2 separate regions of the Mus musculus genome follow, and region 2 is linked to region 1. A link is a loop called in an ENCODE intact Hi-C map of the cell type or tissue named here. Cell type or tissue: heart. All regions are shown on one strand. Links, peaks and the distances in the headings refer to the core of each region. The heading gives the core; the rest is flanking DNA.

The links. A loop is a pair of places that touch in the nucleus more often than their neighbours do. Peaks named below come from ENCODE experiments on the same cell type or tissue, not always from the same donor. Only the 100,000 strongest peaks of a DNase experiment are listed, where the experiment ranks them.
Region 2: it touches region 1 in a loop (2.0-fold over the local background); 2 of 42 quality-filtered maps call a loop at or near these places.

Annotation. Positions count from the first base shown.
Region 1 is chr1:159,665,166-159,677,078 of GRCm38, reverse strand. All of the region lies in intron 1 of Tnr (tenascin R), which reads right to left. Among named protein-coding and RNA genes, the nearest start is that of Gm31348, 110 kb to the left of the region's middle. In heart, for the core only: no CTCF peak of the experiment used is centred there; a DNase peak (open chromatin) is centred at 6,138; H3K27me3 peaks cover 328 bases.
Region 2 is chr1:159,409,031-159,420,943 of GRCm38, reverse strand. No RefSeq gene overlaps it. Among named protein-coding and RNA genes, the nearest start is that of Mir1843b, 75 kb to the right of the region's middle. In heart, for the core only: no CTCF peak of the experiment used is centred there; a DNase peak (open chromatin) is centred at 5,103.

The sequences.
Region 1 (11,913 bases), core at 2,207-10,206:
GGGTTGGTGAGCGGTGGGGGGGGGGGGGGGGTTGGAGGGGAAACCAGGAAAGCAGATAACATTTGAAATGTAAATAAAGAAAATATCTACTTTTAAAAAGTTCAAAAGCAAACAAACATAAAACAAAGCTAAAAGAAAAGTGCCTATACAAGTAGAACTCCACACTCCTAAGTCTGCGGCTCAGGAGCTGGCTGCCAAGCCTGACAGCCTGAGCTCTGTCTGTGGGGTCCAAACAATGCAGGACAAGAACTGACAGCACTCGACATGTCTCAAGAAAAGGAGGGATTTCTCCAAGTGACAGCCGTGGAACCTGAATGCACAGAGGTTTAGATTCCTTGCCTGACAAGCAAATGACAATACAGATCTTGAATCGATATTGGTGCTATGAATTAAAGTGTATCTTCCCATAAAGGCACAGAGAAGCCCTAACCCCAGCTCTTCAGAATACGACCTTACTTAGAAATAGAGTTCCAAGGATGCCATTAAGTGAGACAAGCAGGTGTATAGGTACCTTCATCCTATGTGACTGTCTTCCATAGAAGAAGGGACACAAATGTGCAGGCACAGAGGGAAGAACACAGGAAGCCAGGGAGAAGCCAGTCAGTGATATATTTATGAATATATATATATATATACATATATATATATTCTGTAGGATATATATATTCTGATATATATATGTATATATGTATATCATATACATATATATATCAGAAGTGATATATTTAAATTCTCAAATGTGCTAGAAATTGTGGCAAACACAGATGCTTGCTAAGGCCAGGAAGGCTTCTCCCTGGGCAGGGTTAGACCCTGTTCACAGGAAGGATACTCCCTCGGCAATGTTAGAGAGCATAACCCTGTTCACACCCCTGCTTTGCATTCTCAGTCTCTAGACCTGTGAGACAATAAAACTGCTGTTGTTTCAAACCAAAACACATTTTGGTTCTTTGTTACGGCAGGCTTAGAAAATTCCTGCTAACTCTGACTGCATGGTGTTTGAAAAATGTCAGCCACATAGAAGGTTCTGAAAAACTGAGGTCTACACTAAGAAATACGTGTTATTTTATGCTCATATCACATTGTAACTCTAGGTACAAGGTCTGAGGATCTTCTATTCACAGACAACCTTGACTACTGTCAATATTTTCAGTCTCACAATAATGAGAACAACAATGAAAAGAAGTTGTCAACATTATTACTAGTCTACAGCTCCATTTTTTAAAAATGGACTGGCTTAATTTATTTTTAGCCTTTGGGGCTTATAACTAATTAGTACAGCTGAATATATATTAACTGCAAATGAACATCGCTAAATCTCCTCACAGCTCTGAGAAGGGTGCCTTGGTACTTCCTGCACAGCCAACCACATGGAAGCAGCCTGAGCTGCAATGTGCCTGCGGGTTGTTATTTCATCACCTCCCTTTCTCTGCTTCCCACTCAGTGACATTGATATTAACAAAAGTGACCTCATAGGACCTGCACGTGTGCTCTGAGATCTTTATTCCCTCTTCACAAAACCTGAGAAGTGGGCACAGTTACTCCTTGCAGAAAAAGAAAATGTTCGAACCAATATCACAAGACAGGAGCCTAGGGACAGGAGGAGGGTAAGATAATTGTCCTCAAGTCCCATCAGTCATAAATATGGAATGGGATTTGAACTTAAGTTCTGAGACTTAAGCACTAAGCCTGGGAACTGTCATTTTCTGTAAAAGTGGCTCATGGAGAGGTTCTGGAGCAAGCCTCCAGGGTAGGGGACATATGTTTGCTGTGTGTCAAGAAAATTGAGATAGTAATATCTTGTTCATTTTCATAACAGCCTAACAAACTATACCATTCCCATCTTATGAATGAGGAGTTTGAAAACTAATGAAATAGCTCGAGAAAGGGCTCTCAGCCATTTCCTCAGACTGGGGATTTTAAAGGCACATCTTTCTGATTCCATGATGGTGGGAGTGGGGCTTACACAAAACAAAACAAACAAACAACACCCCTTCCCCCAAAAACCTCAGTATTCTCCTTTCTGCTTTGGCATCCTGTTTCTCCCTCTCCCCCTCCCCTCCCCCTCTCTCTCCCCCACTCCCCCTCTTGCCTTCTCCCTCTCTCCTCCCCCTCTCCCCCTCTCCTCCCCTTCACTCCCTCTCCCCCTCTCCCTCTCTCATGTTCCCCCTCCCTTTCTTACTATCCCTCTTTTCTGTCACTAACTGAGGTGGGTTTAGAACTGTTTCCTGGTCTTTTCTGTGTTTTAGAATAATGAGATGTTTGACTTCACACTGGGACAGACATTTGATGTTCCTCAGAGGTCCAGAATTTACATGACCTAAGTGTACAGCTCTGCAAAGACGGTAAGTTACCTGGCTGTTACAATCCTGCATAAACTTCCTAGAAAAAGTAATCAGTAATAAAGCAGTGTCCACCCAGCCCTGTGTGTCCTAGGATGTGGTAAGCATAGCATTGGGAGAATATGGAAGGGACAGTCACCCAAGGCAGAAGGGCTTTTCAAAATGGTCTCTGAAGGACAACTCATGACAGCCTAGAAGAGAGTTGAATATTGTGTGGGAGTCTATTTACAGTCATGGGGATCCCCATTTAGAGACACTGAATGCTCTATGTACACTGTCTTGCCCTTTCACTCTGTTTTGCTTTTGATCTTTCTGCCCCCCCCTTTTTTTTTTGCCTTGACATATTACCTCATCATTTGTTCCTGCCTGCTGCCTTCAGCATACAGGCAGCCCTGTGCATAACCCCACTTAGTGAATCTAATGTGGAAAAAGTGACTGTTTTGACTAAAGTAATCTAGCAGCATAGTGAGACTCACAGAGCCACAGGATGCTAGTCACGTCAGTTAAGGGCTGAGGGTCACCTACTTGGGATGGTCTTTAAATAATGGGATAAAGCTTGTGGCTGACACAATGTGAAACTCTTCTGCCATCACACCTGGCAAGGAGATCACAGTCCTCTGGATTGCGGTGGCGGGTATACAGCAGCCCCATCCTTACGCAGCAAATTTACTCTAAGTAATGAAACACACGCAGCATCGTCCCTTGGTATTCTACAGCTTTGTGGGAAGTAATATACAGCTCTTTATTTTCTCAAACATTTTATCCTGACATTTATTTTACAACCAAATATCAAAGACTTATTTCTCTACAAAGCCTGCATTACGTCGACATGATTTTTCCTTCAAGAAAATGTACCTATAAACAAATCATTGAATGAAAACAGAAAATGTTCCAGGTCCCCAATTCAGCTTAGAAGATTACCACAAAACCTCAGCTCACACAATCACAGGCTTAGAATGACTCACAGAAGGTAGATTCTGATTCTCGACATTCATTGAATTCAGAAATACAGAAGAGAATGATAGAAAGGGGGCTGTGATATAGGTCTCCTGTATGCTAAGAGATCACTCTGCCACTGCACTACACCTCCAGCTAGATCTGCTCGCCTGGCTAGATAGATGAGTGCCCTGGAGTAAATTACAACATCCTCTTAGCCAAAGTTCACTCCTTTGTAAAATGGAAAAGCCTATTTTCATTAACATAAAATACTGTCCACTAAAGAATATACTAATTGGTCAGAGGGTAGCAGTTCTGCATGGGACAGAACAGATCTTTCCTTCTTCTTCACGCACCTACTATTGGTCCCTGAGATAACTGCTAATAATATAAAGGCTCCCTAACACAGACTCTGAAATGCACAATTTTATAGACAACTCATTTCTACAAATGAATGGACTGGGTCTTCAGAGTAATAAAATTATTTAATAAAGTAACACAACCTATGTAAACAGAAATGGGCTCAAATCCAAGCTCCTCTTTTTCCTGGGCCTGGTGCCTTTCCCATCAGCCCCCAGTAAGGCTTTCCTGAAGAACAACTCTCAGCACAGTGCCAGGTCAGTTCTTGCCATTTACCTATAGTGATACAGATGTGTAAAAGTCCAAGAACACAATTCAACTAAGGTTGATGGCTTCCCCTAGGAGTGGCTGTTCTGTGTCTCTTAGCGTGGGGTAGTTCTGTTCCAAGAGCTACTTTCTAATTCAATGATATCAGTGGCCAAGTCTACAGCTATCAACTAGAGTTGGAGCAATGACTGGTGGCACTCTGCCACCAAAAAGCTGTTCCACACACGCCAATTTTGTCCCAAATCATAGATCCCTGACTTCCAGTTCCAGTTCACTGAGCAAAGCGAGCCAATGTGGGACATTGTTTTACTTTTCTTCGATTTCTCCCAACTTAAGAAAGAGTTTAGGCAGAGAAGGAAAAGGAGTGGGGAAAGATACATGAGCAGTTATAAAACTATACACAGAAACTCTGGGAAATAGAGTTGGAAAAGCTTTCCAACCATTCACCAAAGCTCTCTCTCACCCATTCATCTGGTGCTTACCTGACATTCTGGGCACCATTTCTGTATTGATTTTTGTGTGTGGTGTATGAAAGTATACATGATAATGTGTGTAGATCTGTGTAGATAGCTGAGTGTACATGACGGTTGTGTGTGCCCATGCATGCCTGTGGAGACCAGCAGTTGACCTCGAGTTTTCTCAGTCTCCACCTTATTTTTTGATACAGAGTCTCTCTCTGAACCTTTGATTCTGTAAAATTAACTGGCTTGCAAGCTCCTGGGATTCCCCATGCTTCTGGCCTCCCCAGAGATAAGAGAGCCTGACTTTTATACAGGCACTAGGGATCCAATCTCTGGCCCTCCTGCATGTACAGCAAGCATTTTTATGGACCAAGCTGTCTCCTTGGCCCTAGACACTCTTTGATAAACAAAAAATATTTTAAAAATATGCATAAAATACTATAAAATATCTAAAAAATAAAATTTCAAAAGATAAAATAATAAGAGATCCATATTTTTGGTGGTATTCAGATTTGAACCTAGGGCCTCATGCATTTAAGGCAAGCACTCTGCCAACTGAGCTACATCCTCAGGCCAGAAACTATGTTTCATATTTTTTTCCATTTTTATTTTGAACATCAGTATGACAATATGTCACAGTTTCCATCTTTACTTAAAATTTGAAGACTTTTATTAATAATATTCAAATTGTATGCTAAAATTTTGTAAAGACTGTAGATTTGAGGTGCTCTTACTGGGGACACACACGCACACACACAAGTTAACCAGAAGGGGCAACCATTGTGTTAATTTAATATCTACAGTAATCACTTTATTTTTGTATGAATATCAAATATCCAGTTGTGTAGCTTAAGTCTGAAAAGGGAAACAAAATGTTGATATTTTAGTCAAAATGGGTTTTATAATAATTTTTATTATTTTAAAGAAAACATTCAATATAGTACTACATAAATTATATATATATATATATATATATATATATATATATATACACACACACACAAATATAATTTCTCAGGGTGTTCTCAGTACAGTAGGAAACAGGCAAACAACTAATTGAAATGAAATTATTCCTGTAATAAAGCTATGCAAAGGACAGTGATGGCACAGAGAGGGAGGTTGAGATATACTGTTGACAAGGCAGAAAGCAAGTGTGTTCTAGGCTAAAGCAAAGGATGTTCAAGGCCAGAGGAAGTCATGGGCTGGGCGTAGGAGAACCCGCCGAGAGCCTGAGCTGTCATTCTGACTTTGGGGAGTACATAGTGAAAGCCAAGCAAGTGATGCCAGGTAATGAGCCTGGAGAAGTGGTCAGACGCCAGGGGCTGCAGATGCAGATACTTCGCATTTTACTGTGTGTCCTGCTCTAAGGACCCCCTGCCAAGCATTAGTCATAACCTATGCTTGTAGAAACTCTTCATATCTACAGAAGACAGAGCATTTCATACAGAAAAGGAGTAAAATCTGACACGGAGACAAAGCTTAAGAGGACAGCGAGTTCCGGGAAGATGAAGACAATCATTGTGGACTACTGAGGGGACGTCACGGTGAAGGCATCCTGTATGGCTGGCACTAAGGAAGTTAGTAAAGATCCAAGACTCTGTATCTTCCGGTCCCTCCGGACCTGCTGCACGCGTCACTGCACGCATCACCGTGACTAAATAGCCTCCATTCACTTCTCCTTATGAATGCAGCCGGGGAACCAGCTGAGGAGGACGCATCCTCGCGGGCCTAGCCTGGATAGCAGCCAGGCCTCTGTGTCCCTGGAACATAATCGCAGCTGACTTGCCTTGCCGGATGAGCACAGCAAAGAGTTATAAATAAAAGCTGCAACAAGCCCCTCCCAGGACTGCTGTGGGATTAATAAGCCCTAGAGACCTGGCACTTCAAACCCCGCAGAAACCGGCACTTCAACTGCTATTATGAGAAGGCTCCCAGCTACGGCTCCTTCAGCACATGCTGCTAGATAATCTTTCTCCAACTATTGCTGGAAGCCATCAATCACCCAGTGCCTGTCTCCTAACCCACAGCCTGAAATGGATTGTAGGGACGAAGCTACAAGAACAGTATGGGGTAGGATGTGAAGGGGGCAAAAGATGGCCAGATGGCTGAGGTCCTTTTGCAGGGTAGAGAGAAGCTAGCATATAGAGTCAAATGATGTGTGTTTGAACCTCAGTTTCTCCACTTACTGGTTCTGTGAATCCAGGAGGCTTGAGAAAGGATTATTGATACTCTCATTCTCCAACTGGGTACATGATAGAATGTGCTTCTCCGCCCCATTTTGGAGTCGGTTGTGACCATGTGACTTGCTTTGGCCACTTAATACGAAGAGATGAGAATTAGAAATAAGAGTTTCAAAAAACAAGTGCAATACTCACCTCCCCCATGCCCTGCTTCAGAAGCAGTGGGGCAAACATCTGTAAATTGTGACTTAGCCTGGGATTTAAAGTTACAAGGATTAAGCAGAGGCCTCTGTTAGACTGCTTCCAACGTGTTAAGAAACTCGTGTGGCTGGAAGGTTGTGAGATTTGCTCTGTGATCCTGAGTGGGGCAAGTTAAGACACATGATCTCCTCATTTCTTCATGCACCAACTCACACTGGCTAATTAGCACGTATTAGGTCCACAACTACTCAGTGAGTGCCAGCTCTGGCAATGATCATCATTATTATATTTATATACGGTTTCATCTTATGTCTTATCTCTAGTTTCTGAGTCTCTGTTCCACTTATTATCTGTGTTAGACTAAGCCCTATGCTACTCTCTAAGGATGGTTCCAGTCGAAGTTGTAAGTTGTAAGTTACAAACAGGAGTGACTGTTATACAGTGGTTTTGTGACACACACACATAGCCGTTCCTGTGCCTCAGTCCTAGGTGTTGGGCCTCTGACAACTGCCTGGAGTTGTACACCTCCCCCATGTCATGCCCCAGAAATGAGAACTGTATTCTCATGCCATTTCCAATGTTTCCAGTGATAACCTTCATAATAACTCAAGTTTACAACTGGTTGTCACATAGCTGAGGTTTAGGCCTCTGTCCCCGTACTGGGCCCTTACTTTCTGGTCTTGTGTCCCTGGTGGAAACTGCCTACCTATAGAGGTAGGCACTGCTCATGCTCTGGGCACTCTGTGACTGTGGCATCTCTGTTTTGTCTCCTCCAGCAGTTTTCATTGAAAGCTGATGCTGTCTTTCACCTGATATCTTTTCCAGAGTATGTGAAAGAACTAAGACATGTTCATGCTCGCATCACTTGGCATGCAATAGATGCTCAGAAAACACTGGGTATACCATGAATGATGTCATAGACTCACTGACCCTTAGTGTCAAAAATGATATTAAGTCCTGTCTTTTTTGGAGCAAAAGAAAAAAAAATACCCTGAAGTCTTGAGTCACATAATCTCTTTAAATATAGAGCCAGTAACCAGGGTACTGGCTAGCTCTGAACTTCCACCCTAGCCCAGCTCAAAGAAGACAAAGAGAAAATTCATTTTCATGCCAGAGTAACGAAAAAAAATCCTCCTAAGGTAATCCACTGAGAAGATTCTGCATAAAGTCTTTTCCTTTTTAAAAAGGAAAACCATAAACTGAAAAGAAGACAGTATGACAAGGGAGGAAATAGTTTTCTCTTGTTTATGCTTGATTATGTCAATGTATTAAATTATACCAGGGAAAATATTCTTGGGTAAACACAGCAGTAGGTAAAAAAGAACATGCACCCAATTTTCTTCTTTTCTCTAAGAGGTACAAGGAACAAAAAGAGCCTGTCTGCATCTGTAGCGAGTTATCTGGTGCTGGGCTGCGCAGGGCCTCTGTCTTCATCAGCCTGCAGAGGTGCTCCTGTCCGCATCTGTTCAGGTGCTTGGTTAGTTGCTTAGCTCCCCTGAGTTCACTCTCCATCTCTTCCATGAGCAGCCAGCACGTCCTTGCATGGATTCACAGCTCTTTCTTGCTCTGCTGGAGCAGGGTAGGGCTTCCCTTTTTTTCTGGCACCAGTTCCCCATATCCTCCCCATATAACCAGACTCTACAAATATCTTGCTTTCTGCCCTGCACCCAGTAACTGCTCGGGCTCACGAAGGCTACCTCCTCTGATATCTACACGCAGTCTGCAGGCATGAACATGAACCTAATGGCGTAGTTCTCAGATAAACATACAGACGCATCTCCAACCTCCTCATTCACATTCACAACGCCATCTAAAGCACGGCCCGCACTGAGTCAGTTAGTAGAGAAACAGAAAAGTCAATGAGAGTGTAGACTACTCCAAGACAATTCAAGCCAACAGTTTACACTACTGCAGGCAGCAACAAAGTAGAGGCTTCTCTTGTATGTAGTTGTTTGAGAGTCACCAAGTAGCTTTGGCAAATAATATCTTCCAAAAAAAAATGTCTAGAGAGGGTTCTGGGAAGATGTTTCAATTAACTAAGCACTCTTGTCATACAAGCATGAGGACCTGAATTTGAAGACCCAGCACCCACATAAAAAGCTGGTTGTTGGTGGCATATATCTATAACCCCCAGTGCTGAGGGAATGGAGACAAGAGAATCCCCAAAGCCCACTGGCCAGGAAGGCTAGTCGAATTAACAGCTTCCAGGTATGATGAGAAACCCTGCCTTAAACAGAAGGGTGGGGACAGATCTATGAAGTAGCCTGATGCTGACCTCTACCTTAAATACACATACATATAGTGCACATGTACATATATGCAATGAACAAACACACACACACAAACATGTATATAACATACAAACATGTATATAATATACACTACTATAATAGTAGCACACACACAGACACAGACACACACACAAACACACAGACACACACACACACCAGTCTAAGGGCAGAAGCACAGCACCTCTGTCAATCTGTTTTAGCTGACAGAATTTAGGGACTCACACAATTTGATAGGTTTTCAGTCCTCTCATCCCATAAGCCTCTCTTAAAAATCAATGAAATTACAACTCAAAGAGCCCGTCCCTCACAGACCCTGTCTGTGGCCAGCTCAGAGTACTCGTCAGCTTGTGTCCTCCACTGTTTGTCTGAGCAGAGGAGACGCACATGGGTGTCTTGTGCATGACAAGTAGGGCCCTGGATCATTTGTTTTCTCTATGCTAGGAAACCATTCTTAGCTCCCATCCACAGCGCCCATGTCCTCCCAGACAGATGAGGCATGGGCAGAATATTTCTCACTGATGGTTCAGAGCCCGGGAATGGCAGTGGGCTGATCTCCTTTTACGACACTTTAATTCTGTAGTAACCATTCATCTATACAGCCACCTGGGAGATCTCAGGAGGGACAGCAAGAGAGGGGCCATCCTCTTCTCAGATAACCCTCGGGGATTCTACTTTATATCTCTTGCAAGACTTCCAATTCCTGGTGTGAATTCTGTTATCTTCCCTCAGCTCCTCAAGCCCTGTGCAGAGTTTCTAAAGAAACTGAAAAATTGATCGTGCCGACTAGATAATGTAATTGTCTGGAGTTTTCCTAGTAGAGATGCTATCCTGGAGCCTTGGAGAATTCTGTCTCTTTGACTATTTTTCCCTACTTCTGTCAATCTACCTAACCAGCTATGTGAAGGCAAAGGGCTTCCTGGATGCTCTTACATCTTTCTGACTGTTAGTCTTTGCTCTTCCATCAGGTAAGCTTTCCCCTTTGCCTTTACGTTTCTGGTTGTCCCCCGTGATTCAACCTTCCCACTATCACTAAAAGTCTCTCTTACACTTCAACTTCTAGCTCCTGTGCTGCTTTGAATCCACTTCCTTTGTATTTAATCATGTGTTACATTGCATTGCTATCTGTTTCAAGTTTATAGTATTAGTCGTCCCTGGGAGATAAATACTCTCTTAGGACAAAGAATCATTACTGAGAATAGATATTTGGTGATTGCCCGAGAGTGGTAGGGAATAAGTCAGTTAGAGAAAATACAAAGAAAAGCCACAGAATCACTGAAGATTAAAGCTATAAGGAGCTTGAAGGTTGTCTAGGGTATTTCATTTTACAAATGAGATGTACGAGCCAACTCGAGAGTCTTTCACGTGTATACAACCAAGCCAATGATGAAAATGAAAGGAGCAGTGAGCCCCGTGTCAGAGCTTTCTTCTGTGTCCCATGTTTGGCCTCTACAGGAGCTCAGCATCACAGATCTCTTCCTAAAGTGAGGTGAATGGAGAAGATTGAGTTCTCAGATGCAGGTGCTGCACAGACTTCGAGGCCTGAGCAACTGTTTCCCCTCTCAGCCCCTTTGAAGCATAGCCTCTGATTGGCTTCTTTTGACTTCCTTTCTGTCTTCAGCATCCTTTCCTTATTCAGGGTTTCACTTTTCACAGTTTCAGTTATCTGAGGTCAATGCAGGCAAAAATCGTTCCATGAAAACTTCCAAAACAAAATAATAGCTTATGAGTAGAAGTTTACACTATTTTGAATAGCATGATGAAATCTTGAATTCTCTCCTCTGTACTTTATAAAATTTTTAAAGTTAAAATAATTATGTTTAGCCACTTCTCTTCCCCCCTCCAACCTTTACTATGCACCACTGCTTGCTCTCAAATTCATGGGCTCTATTTCTTTAATTGTGCTACATTTTTGTATGTGTGAATATATGTACAAAAACAACCCATTCTGTCTGCATAACATTACCTGTATGCATATGATTTCTGTGTTGACCACTTGGTATTAGATAACCAATTTGGGGCCTCTTTTCCAAGGACACAATTTTTTTCTGCACTTAGCATTTCTAAGGAACCTGTAGTTCCTGTCTAGGGTTAAGGCCTGATGAGAAGAATCAGAGCAGAGAACATTTACTGTGAGATTTTTGTCTCCTAAAAAATATCAGAGAAGCTACACCCATGAAATCTCATCAACATGGCTGCCTCATCAAGACCTGAACAAGGACAATAGTGGTGTACCAATAGACATGCTCACACAGAAGAGGGTAACCTCTTTCCTTCTTGGAATTCAAACCATCCATATGGATATATATGTATATGTATGTGTATATATATATATATGTATATATATATACATATATATATATGTGTGTGTGTGTGTATATATATATATATATATAGAGAGAGAGGTGTGTGTATATATATATATATATATATATATTTATCCTATTAATCATTTAGTAAACACCTTAGTTATCAGAGCCACTACCAACCATGTTAGCAAAGTACTTAATAAGAGACCTAAAACTCAAGGGTAATGATGCTGGCATCTGGTTATGACAAATGGAAGTTGTAAAATTATAAAGCTCTACAGTTGGAACAGCATATAATACATACAGTGTTTATTACTATGTATGGTTTTAGGCATCCTATGGAGGTCTTAGGATGCATACCTCCTACTAGTGTGTCATAATCCTTCAAAATTATCAGGAAGGATTGGGTTGAAGTGAATAAGGCAAGAGAGACAGTCTATAAAACAGAAATGGCAGTGGGCTTTCCTCCCTCAGTTCATGATCCAGCTAACTAATAATGGATGGGGTTTGCCGAGTACTCAACAGATGCCCGCATTCTAGAATTTTACACATCTTCCCATTCACTCCTCACA
Region 2 (11,913 bases), core at 2,032-10,031, 260 kb after region 1:
GGCTGGCACAGGGAGAACCAAGCCAGCCACATCAGCATGTACATATCCACCAGCCTCCCTACTCAGAACACATGTGCCAGAGAGGGTGGGGCAGGTCGTCCAGGTCCTGGGAAGACATACAACTTAAAAAACATATCTTCATGGGACTGCAGAGATAGCTCAGAGTCTAGGAGCATGGGCTGCTCTCATAGAGGACCCAGGTTTGAGTCCTAGAGCCCAAGTAGTGTCTCATGACCATCCATAACTCTGGTCTAAGAGGATTTGATGCCCTCCTCTGGCCTCCTTGGGCACTGGATGTATGTGACGCTCAGATATAAATGCAGTTAACATATAAAAAAATAAATAAACTGTCATACATATACAATAAAACAGATAAAACAAAACTAAAAATGTAAAACCCAAAAAAACAACAAAAACAAAATTAAAAAAAAAAAAACAGGTCTTCGTAACGTCTTTGAAAGGAGCGTGTGGTATTCGCCATTTTCTTATCTATTGACTAGCTGAAAAATAGAAATACTTATCTTTGCTCAGCAGGATGGACACAAGAGTGTTCAGCCAGACAAGGGTAGCAGAAACTGGCCCTGGAGAGCAGAGAGGGCTATCAGCAACACAGGAGGGGCAATCTGATTTCTCCGCCTCTCAAATTTCAAAGTTTACCTAAAGTTTGGTTCTCTTCCTGTTCTGAGTCAGTGTCTGTGTGTGTTTGTTTGTTTGTTTGTTTGTTTAAGAAAAAACATGCTACCTGCTCTGCCTCATCCCTTCCCCTGGACTCTCGAGCCTGGTACTTTGTGACTTACTAGGGCTAATATGTCTGTGCCTTAGTTGGGATTTCTATTGCTGTGAAGAGACCATGACCACTGTAACTCCTATAAAGGAAAAGATTTAACTGGGACTGTCTTACATACACGGAGGTTTAGCTGTTATCCAGGCAGAAAGCATTGCAGTGGGCAGGCAGACTTGGTGCTGGAGAGGTAACCCAGAGTTCTGCATCTGGATTGGCAGGTGGCAGGGAAAAGAGGCGGGGGGAGAGGGAGGGGAGGGGGGGAGAGGGAGGGGAGAGGGGGGAGGGGAAGGGAGAGGGGGGAGGGGAAGGGAGAGGGGGAGGGAGAGAGGGAGGGAGAGAATGGGATGGGCCTGGCTTGAATGTTTGAAACCTCAAAGTCTGTCCCCAGTGACACACCTACTCCAACAAGGCCACACCTCCTAATAGTGCCACTCCCTGGAAACCAATCATTCAAATCCACAAGGCTACAGAGGTCATTCCTATTCAAACCACCACAGTCCGCCAGACAGAAGAAAAGGCCTTGGGGTATCGATGGGTTTTTATTCTCAGATAAACTTGAGCAAGAAACCTTGAAGACTGCTGTTGCCATTGCTGTTGTTTTGATTTAAGTGGTATTGAGTTGCAATCCCCTGGTCATTTACTCGGTGAGCCCACAAGCCAGGGGCAGAGCCTGGCATTCAAGGCCGCTCCAGTTCCCAGTACACTAATGATAACTTCACGGACCCTGAATCCTTGCAGTTTCCAAACAAAACCTTGGTGCACCAATCCCAGAACTCAAGGGAAACACTTCATCATTATCCAGGCTTTGCTCAGCTGGTCCTCGCTGACTGCCAGCAATCCTCAGCTGAGCATTTCCTGCCTTAGGGCTCTCTGCCCCAGTCTCCACTCCCTGCCTTCTTTCCCCAGTCTCCCACAGGTTTACCTCCCAAGACCCTTTGCAAAGCCAGACAGTAAAGTGGACCCTGAGCTGGGCTAATTAGGGTAATATGGCAAGCTTAATAAGGACTTTCTCCAGTCACTCATATTGTGCCAGAGGCAGACAGGCTTGAGCTGTGCCAGTCCCCTGGGTTAACACCACAGCTCCTGAACGTCCCTCCGTATTATCCGCCAAAGAGCAAAAGTTGTTATCACCTCCTCTTTCAGAACACCTTGGCATAAAACCCTGGATGCAATAGGCCCATGGCCAAATTTGAATCCCTTCACTATCTCTTTCTTACATTCCAGTTTTTGTTTTGGTTTTTGGGTTTTTTTTTTTTTACATTGTATTATTGTGTTACTTATGACATGATCCTGACTTTTTACGAGAAATAATTGATCTATACAATGGGGAGCTCAGCGGTAAAGTGTTAGCCATGCAATCACACGGATCTGAGGTTGGATCGCTCACACCCCCGTGTCCCCAGACATAGTTGTAGTCCCCGCACTGAGCAGGAGCAGAGAGAAAGGAATCCCTGGGTTTGCTGGTCAGTCAGATCAGCCAATCAGTGAACTCTGGGTTTGGAGAGAGACCCTGTCTGAAAACAGAATAATTCAATGCATTCATCTACCCACCTATTGTGCATTTATTAAGTGCCCGCCTATGGGCCAGGCACAGGCACTACAGGCAAATAGTTCCTCCCTTACAGAGCTTTACAGTCTAATAGCCATAGTGATGAATTAATCGGTTAATCAATGAGCGAACAGACACGTTGCAATAAACTAAAACAACTATTTCAAGAACCCTTATCCGTGTGTCTTGTCTCCTGCCATGCTTTGGGGGTCAGGCTAGGGTAATGATGGAGGTCCTGGGTCTGACCTCTCTTCAAAGTGGAGTTCATTATCCTGCCTAATTTATAGGTGAGGAAACCGAGGCTCAGTTGCAGTGCAGCTAGCCCGGGATTTGCAAAGAGCTAGAATCTTGTCACCTTCCATCTGGATGCATTAACTACTCTCATCTTCCAAGTTCCTTCTAGATGGCCTGGATTGCCCACACTTGGTGACCAGATCCAAGTGTGGCCCAGAGCTTAAGTCCAGTCCTGTCCTAATAGGATATTCCTGGTGTCCATCACCCCTGAACCTGGAAGGAGGAGAGGGAAGAGGAAAGCAGGGGAGGCCACAGGGGAGACTGCAGGGGAGGAGCTTATCTACAGAGAGTGAATGGGCAAACGCTCCATTCAGCCCTCTTCTGCCTCAGTAAAGTTGGCCAGGAGAGGTTGGCCCAGATGTTCTCTAGTGTAAAGTCCAGCTTATCTTCAACTCAAGAATGCTCTTTAGCAACAGGTGTTTTCAATCCTGAAGGAAGGCATCCCTGGGAGAGACCAGGCTAAGAGTGGAAGGTCAGGGAGGCTAGGAGAATGGAGAAGGAAGGAAAGACAGGATGTCACCATACCTGAGGGGACAAGGCATGGGTTCTACAGCCTTGTAATTTTTCTGGCTTTGAGGAGCCTCAGCCTGGCCTCACAGTTCCAGCTGTGGGATGATGCTAACAAGATGTGTAAGAACTCAGCCCATAGGACACAAAGGCTGAGGGAGCAGAAAAGCTCTTGGGAAGAATATGACCATGTGCCTTGGCATAGCACTGCCCAAGATCCTCTGCAGACCTGAGTCTCACCGGGCGGCAGCCAACTGAGAGCAGAAGACCTGAGGCTGAAGTCCAAACAAGACAGCAAATAACTTGTGAATACTCTGGATGGCTGCAAAAGCCCCCAACCAGGGTCAGCAGTGTCTCCTTATGAGAACAAGTGAAAGCCATGCTCAAGGCTGTAAAGTTTGAAAAGCTGGAAAGCACAGGCCCAAGGCTGGGGCAAGCTGCCAGGACCTTAGACAAGTCCCCACCCCCACACCTTTCTCTCTCCTGCTTCTGCCTTTCTCATACACCCTTCGGAGCTGTTATTCACATGCCATGTAATTGGCCCATTTAAAGTGCACGATTCAAAAGGTTTTAGTCTACTATGTTATTAATTCTTTAAACTGTGGTAAAATAGATGTAACGTAAAATTTGTCATTTTAACCATTTTTAGGTGTACACTTCAGTGGCACTAATGACAAGCACAGGATTCTCACATTCTTACCGTCCCCAAACAGAGACCCAGCCCCCACTTTAAGCCAGAATCCCCACCCTATACTCCCCCCCCCCCCAGTCCTGGAAGCCTCTATTTTTTTTTACATCCTGTTTCTATGAATTTACATGTTCTAGATAATTACTAAAGCAGGATCATACAGTACTGTGTTTTGTTTACTTTTATTCTTTTGGGTTTCAGTCCAGCTGACTTCATTTTGCAAATTCTCATTGTTCATCCAAGTCACGTGTCTGAGAGCTCCTGTCCTCCAAGTCCAATATGAACTCATTTATGTTGAGTAAGTTGCACTTCAGATTCCTTTATCTGCAGTTGGATCCCATCATCTTCACTGAGAGTCCTACAAGGTGGGTAGTCCTAGTGTCTCTATTTTACAGGATGAGGCATAAGAAGTAAAAACCCTTGTCCCACAGCACAGAAGCAGATAGCAGGGCAGCCAGGACTATAGCCCTGCCCCCAGCCCTGTCTTCATGCCCTCCTTCTTTAAGCCCCTCCCTCACTCCTCCTGTTGCCCTTGTCCCCATAGCATGCACTTGCCAACTCTAGATTCTCCACGTGGGTCCCTGAGCCTCAGCCATTTTGGACCTTTATTCTTTCCAGGGTGTGGTCTCTACCTGTGGTCACCTCTTCAGGGATTCTAGGGCACCACAGGTTCAGTGGATCTGAAGTGCTTAGCTGCCCTTGCTTCCTGATGCAAAGGCTTTTGAACTCCTCAGAAGAGACATCCCTGTTACACCAGACAAGCCACAGAGGCAAGATGCAAGCTCAGCCATATGTCCTTTGTGGTCAGTCCTCAGCTTACTCTCCTGGGCCTGGATGAACATCTTCTATGATTTGAGTTGTTTCTATGGGGAGAGAAAGCAGTTGGCAGGCTTCTTCTATATACACTTTCTGATTAAATGAATGAATGAATGAATAAATAAATAAATAAATAAATAAAGCCTACCTCTGAACTGACAACATCCCAGGTCTGCACTCAGTCTATGGCCTACCCACTTCCCCCCACCCTCATTCCCAGATCTGATCAGGAACTGGCCCTTCTGTGCCTTCACCTCTGTCTGCTGTAACAATCCCCACATCCAGGGTGTTCTCAAATGTTACAGAGCCCACAAGCCCTCACTCAACCCTGTGGGGCCTAATGTGCTTTGCAATTGCTAAGGGTCCAGGTGTTTGGGACAGTGACATGATACTTTTCCCCTCTGTGTGTTCTGCCCTGTGGCGTCTGTGCAGGCTCCCTGCCATCAGGCACGTTAATACTTCTGCAGTGCAAGGCATGAATATTCACGCCAAGAGGGATAAATAAAATACTATAAATAGCCACAGCTCAGGGCAGGTTTTGCCTCCAAATGAGTTGCATAAGGACTGTCTCTTCTGGTCATGTTGCAGATAGGGAAGGCTGGTCCTGACTCAGTTATTCCTGGTTTCCTCTAAGTCACCCACTAACCCCTGTGGATTGCCACCTCTGTACTAGTGTGTGTGTGTGTGTGTGTGTGTGTGTGTGTGTGTGTGTGTGTGTGTATCCTCTGTCATGCTTGCTTAACTACAGCACAATGCACTATTTCAAGACCTTACAGACTGCCCTGAAGAGTCTCGGTTCCCTCTCACTCCAGGCCAACAGCCACTCCCTTCTGACTATGAGAACATCCAGCTTCACTGCCTCCTTTCCAAATAGGTCTGCCACTTGACAGGATCCTCCAGCCCCTCTGTCACTGCAGGGTTTACACAGATGGTGGAGTGTAGACATGTGGTAGAGTGTAGACAAGAGTTAGGAAGAATCCCTATGGGAGACCGAGGAAGATGCTTTGCCTTGGGGCGAGGGTAGGGAGTGAACTGTCTTGGGAAGCCTTCCTGGCCTTTGCCTACTTGGCAATGGAGTGTGTGTGTGTATGTGTGCGTGTGTATGTGTGTGTGTGTGTGTGTGTGTGTGTGTGTGTGTGTGTCTCACCCTTAGCATGAGACCTGAGGATGAGTTCTGAAAAATTGTTGTCCTAGGATGCCCCATGTCACTAGAGGATGGACAAGGGTAATTTGGAAGCCAGAATACATGTCACCAAAATATTGACAAGGCCAAAGCCAAGCTCTTTGCTTTTTTAAGATTTTATTCATTCATTCATTTTTAAATTTTTATGTGGATGAATGTTTGCTTTTATGTATACATGTGTATCATATATGTGCCTGCTGCCTGTTGACATGCTAAGAGGGCACCGAATCCCCTAGAACTGGGGTTATAGATGGTTATCAGTCACCGTGTGGATGCTGACAGCCTAAGAACTGAACCTATGTCCTGTGAAAGAGTAGCTAGTGTACTCAACTGCTGCGACATCTCTTCAGCCCCAACAGGACCAGTGCAAATTATAGAAAACCTTCCCATCCAAGCTTGGGGCACGGACTCTTATCTAAGCTTTTCAAGAGGCTGAGGCAGGAGGATCACAAGCCCAAGGCCTACCTGGGTAACTTAGTGGGCTACATTTTTAAAATAAAAAGGAAACTAACAAGAGTTAGGGATATGGCTCTGTGGTGTAACATTTATCCAGCACCTTAAAAGTTCTAATAGGAACAAAGAAGAGAGAAAGGGAAAAAAAAAAGTTTCACCCTCCAAGCAGGTACAGTTAAGGGAAGTCAGGCAGCAGGGAGTCCAGCCTTCCATGACTTTGAGAGCAGACAGCATCTATATCTTGGAGTAGTAGTGATACTTGAGTAAGGGAGTGTCATTTGAAGAGAATTGTCCTTTGATTTTATGATATGAGTGTGAACCTTCACTAGTCAACACTGAGTTGTACCTCCTTATTCTGCCTATGACTTGGAGATCTGGGTGTTTAAAGACCCCTTGAGACCTTTGGTAATTAGAGGCAATCTTCAGTCTGGTTGCCCTGCAAAAATGAAACCCAACTGCTGCTCTTGAAGAGATGCCAGAGCAGGTGAGAGAATGGCTGTGGCCTCCCCTCACAGACCTCAAGTACAACTAACTCCTCAGCCCAGGCTCCAGCAGTGCCCCTCCCCATGCCCAGGGCCCAGGCCCACTGTGGAAATATGATGTGCACAGGAGCAGAGAGGAGGAAAGGGGGAGATGGTTAAGACAGCAAATAAAGACAAATGGAGAGGAACAAACCCTGAGAATGCCTGGCTTCAGTTCCCTCCCCTCCCCACTTCCCCTAGAATATCAAATTATGACCTAAAATCGCTGGATACATATTTTATTATGTGTATAATTTAAAGGATTAGAGTGAGACAAAGAATTCATAAGCTGTAGTCACATTAGAAGATAAATTGTTTCCATTAATCTCGGAAGAAGGGAGGGAAGGAGAAAAATGCACAAGAGCCATAGAAAGGCCAGCAAGGAGACCCCGCTTGGGAAGGGGCACCTGGACAAGGATGCTTTCTTCTCTCCCTGCCTCAAGCAGTGCCCCACCCCTACACCAGCCTGCTTGCTCCAGAAGGCTGATCTGCAATGCAGATTCATCTCAGCTGCTTTTTGCTTCTGTTGCCAACCAAAGATGGTTTAAATAACATGTATTGTTCTGTGTGATTCCTTATGCAAATGTTTCTGGCCCGGTTGTTATTCCTGAATAATTTCCAAAGCCGGCTGTCTGGGCGGAAGAAATGGCTCACTCTCCCAGCTGTGTCAGGAGTCACCTGCCAGAGTCAAAGAACAAGAGAAGAGAGTTTTAATGGCCCCAGGCCCATGGTGGAAGACCCAGATGGCAAGCCCCACCCCTCTAACTGACGAGGTTCTAGGCTGGAGAATGCCATGTTGGGAACGAAATACAAGCAGCTAACCCAACAATGGAATTTTTACAGTAGACAGAAAGGATGCCCCAAACTGGAAGTACCACTATGCCTGCTTCACCATGGACAGCATGGGGCCATCTATCAAGGTAGATGGTGGGACTAAGCTTTGCCCTACTGTGCATGAGTGGACAAAGGACTCAAACCTCAGACTGGATGGCTGGGCTATGTAGGCATTCACTAGCTCCTGTTCCTCAGTAGAAGTTTCCTTGTTACTTCCACTCTCTCCAAGGTTTCATACGTCCTAAGATTTTCTCAAATTTGCTTGGTAGGTAGCCAAGGCTAGCCCTGAGTTCCTGATCTTCCTGCCTATACCACGTGAGTGCTGGGGTGACAGTCATGGATTGCCATTCGGGTTTATGTGGTGCTGGAGATTAGACCAAGAGCTTTGTGCATGGTGCTAAATAATGGAGAGCCGAGATGTAGAAGCTGCAACAGACCTGGGTCTGGATGTGCCTTCTGTAAGTTGCAGGGAAGCTCTTAACTCTGGGCCTCGTTGTCATCACCTGAGAAGTGAGACAAAGCAGGCACAAGATTATGTCAGGTAATATAAACAGCACTTACAACACAGAACCTAAAGAGTGAGCCCTACTCCAAAAATGTAGGTGTGTTTAATATGTATTCTAACATTCTTATTTTTAGGTTTATTTACTTACTTTATTTCTAAGTTTATTTACTTATTTATGTTGCATAATAGTCTATGTGTCTACGTGTATGATCTCAGCACTCAGGAAGTAGAGGCGGGAAGATCGGGAATTCAAGGCTTGTTTGGCTACCCAAGTGAGTTTGAGACAGTCTTGGGATACATGAGACCTGAGATAGGTGAGCTAGGGATATATGAATTCATAGTAGCATGGTCTGCTTCAGAGTTCTGAGGAAATTCTAGAAGAAATTCCGTGAGCTAGTTAGTAGAAGTGAGAAGGCTGTAAATACTGAGGAAGCTTATGTTTCTGGTGCCCCAGCCTGCACTCTATGGGACTGGCCTTGAGAGGAAAGCCTGCTTCATACCCTCAGTCTAAGCCCATTCCAGCAAGGAGCAGGAGCCAGCCTGCCTGTATGGCCTAGACATCTGTCTGCTCAAGCTTGACTCTGAAATCAAGCTGGGGAACATGTCACATGCTCTGGGGTGTCCAGGACGGCATCGGCAAGAGGCCACAATAGCAAACTCTAGAGGGAGAGGGCCAGGTATCCAGGCAGACTGAGAGCAAGGCTACCAGCTTTTCAGGGGAGTAAATCAGTGGGGCTTCTTCCAAAACCATGGGCTGGCTGGAGAGAACCTAGCAGTGTTTCCCAGAGAAAGGCTTGAAATCTAGAGATGACCCCTAACCTGGTTCATCCAAATATGCCCTCCCCTGTCTCCCCCCCCTTTCACTCTCACCTCCTTCAGTGGAGAAGACCCCTACCCTCCAAGCCAATCCCTCCCTCTGTCCCATGGGGATATGCAGAAAATTTGAGGGACAAAACTCCACTCATGGCCAGTTCCTAGGCTTGAGGCTTTCTATGCTGTGCAACAAGAAATAGATGTATTGACACAGGAGCTTCTTTTCAAAACAATATGTGGTAATTTTTTTTAAAGCTACGACCTGATTTAAAATAGGTTAAGTAAGTAACTGTGAGGTAGGATTTGAAGACAACAGAATCACTGGAAAGAGGTTTGCGAATGAGAAGCCTGCACAGAACACATGAATGAAGGCCAGACTGACTCCAAAAGCAGGACAAGACAGGCCAGGTCTGTTGTCACTTCTGATTTCACTGGCAGAGAGAGCCTGCCTGGAATCTACCACATAAATTCAAGGACTGGGTCTTCTGGTCTTACTTTTCTCTTTGCTGTTACAAAATGCTTGATACAGAACCAACTTGGGGGGTTAAAGGATGTATTTGGGCTCCTGGTTTCTAGGGATTCTAATCCATCCTGGTAGATTCAGAGCAGAGCATGTGGCAGGACTCCTTATATCTTGACTGAGCCAGGAAACAGAGAAGGGACCAATCGTGTGCCAGGCTATAACCCCTAAAGAGTCCCAAAACAGTGCCACAAGCTAGTAACTACATGTTAAACACACGTGCCTGTAGAATACATGTCACATTCAAACCAGAACACTTTCTGTAAAAACTAATATACCATGGACTGACAGGAAGATGGGCACCTATGATAATGTTGATCTCATGGTGTTGCATGTGAGGACATCCTCCTCAGAATACCTGAGGAGCCCTCTGGGACTTCCTCTCCTCTGCAGCCTCTACTGTCAATGGGCACATGGGATCTAGAGGAACATTTGACACCTCACCAGTGCACTGGACATGTCGGACATGCCCCTCAAGTGCTCCACGTATGAAGGCTTTCAGCTCTTGCTCAAAAATGCTATTCCTATGGTCCTTCATAAACTTCCCAAACCAGTAACAGGAAAGAACTGGACTCTTCCAATCCTAGCTCAGCACGTTAACTGCATTACTACCCTCCTTTGTCTGGGCCATGCAGAGATGAGCCTGGCTTCTGGGAGTAGTAGTAAGGACTAAAGAGCAGTGTGCCTAGAAAGTTCTAAGCACCATTTTTGGTGCACTGAACAGTGTAGTATAAACCCCTGCATTGGGGCTCTCCTGGAAGCTCATCTTTCATAAGCACCCCGGCCAATGGTATTATCAAGATTGGGAACCATGGCTTCCAGTTGTTAGGGTCTGTGAATCCCTGCCCTGAATCACCCTTGCCCCTCATTCCTGCAGGGTAGAAATTCATTCCTGTAGTCAGCTTAACTCCCAGCAGCTGCCCAAACCAGGTCCGTTGGAACTATGAGACACGTGAATGAATAGATCCAAGCTCTGCTGGATCGAATGGAAAATCACTGGGCTCTCTCCTGCCACCTGATTTTAGCTCCAAATTTTATAACATATATCTACATGTGTGCAAGTACACACACATACACACAGCTGAGGCAGACTCGCCTTTTATTGACATGTAAAGACATAAGCAAAGAATAAACCTCACAAAGGAAAACAGAGTCGACTGACCAGTCTTCTTCCCAATGGCGTGCTTGGTCATGACCCTACACCTGCTCTGCTCACTTCCTCAAGAAGGATAGAGGATTGGCAGAGAGCTGAAAGCCCCAGCGAGGATGAGCCAAGACTCCAGAGGGACTATGGAACCCATAAAACCAAAAGCTGCTTTTGTAGTTGTTATGGTCTTTATAATAACCCTAATAATGGTGTGATTACACCCACGCCTTTCCTTTATGATCCTCTTCTCTTTCCCCAAGAGGTGGGCGGAACCAGGGGGTCCTGGTCCTTTACTAAATTGAAACCAGGTCTTGATTCCCCCTGAGTCCTGGCAGGGATGTGGGAAAGGCTGTGATTCTGCCAGCGTTCCTAATGCACTTCCTTCATTTATCAACACATGCTCCTGAGTGCCTTGCTCATGGGGTGGATGGCTAGGGAGGCAGGGGTCAAAGCTATGATCCTATGATCGGGGTCTCGGGGACCATACGATCTCCTGAAGACCTGAGATTGTCACACATGAAATAAAAAATACCATGTAAGAGTGCAGTATAGTAACGGGGAGGGATGTGAATCTAGAGCAAACAGAACAGCTGCATCTTGTCCCTTAATCCTCCGCTTTTTCATTCATAGCATGGGGATGATAACTCCCTCACTGTGTTGCTCTGAGGACTCATTGTTATGCAGCCCCCTCCCTGTTCCATGGTGGATGCATTTCCAAGCCTACAACTACATTACAGTACCAAGCCCAAATTCTCACTACTGTTTTCCCTATACATACCCAATGCAGCCCCTTCTCCCTCTTAACTAAGCGCTTTTCACATACTGTGACTGAAACTTCGGCAGCAGTTCAAGGTGTGACGGAAGGCTAGCATGCATTCCTCCTTCCTTCTTCACGACTTCACAGATCGGGCACTTGTTCTTACTGTAAATCTTAACAACCTCAGCATACGATTTTTTTTTTCCTTTCCTTGTAGAGCATGCTCACCTTTATGGCGATTTATAGCATCTTTCTGCACGTCTCTATTGCCAGCTTTGCAATCCTTGTGCTCTGCACCGATTACCAAGTGAAATAAGGACCACCTGAGCAAAATCACGGTGGCACCAATACCCTAATGGCCGATGTGATACCAAGATGGCTATCTTAGGGTGGGTGGTATATATGAAGTGGCAATTGGGACAAAGGAATGAGTGGCCCCCCGTCTGAATGAAGGGGGACAAAGTGATACTCTCACATGCCATACAGAGTGATACGAAATGTAAAACTCGTCAGCTGTGCAGTTCTAGAATGTTCCATCTAAT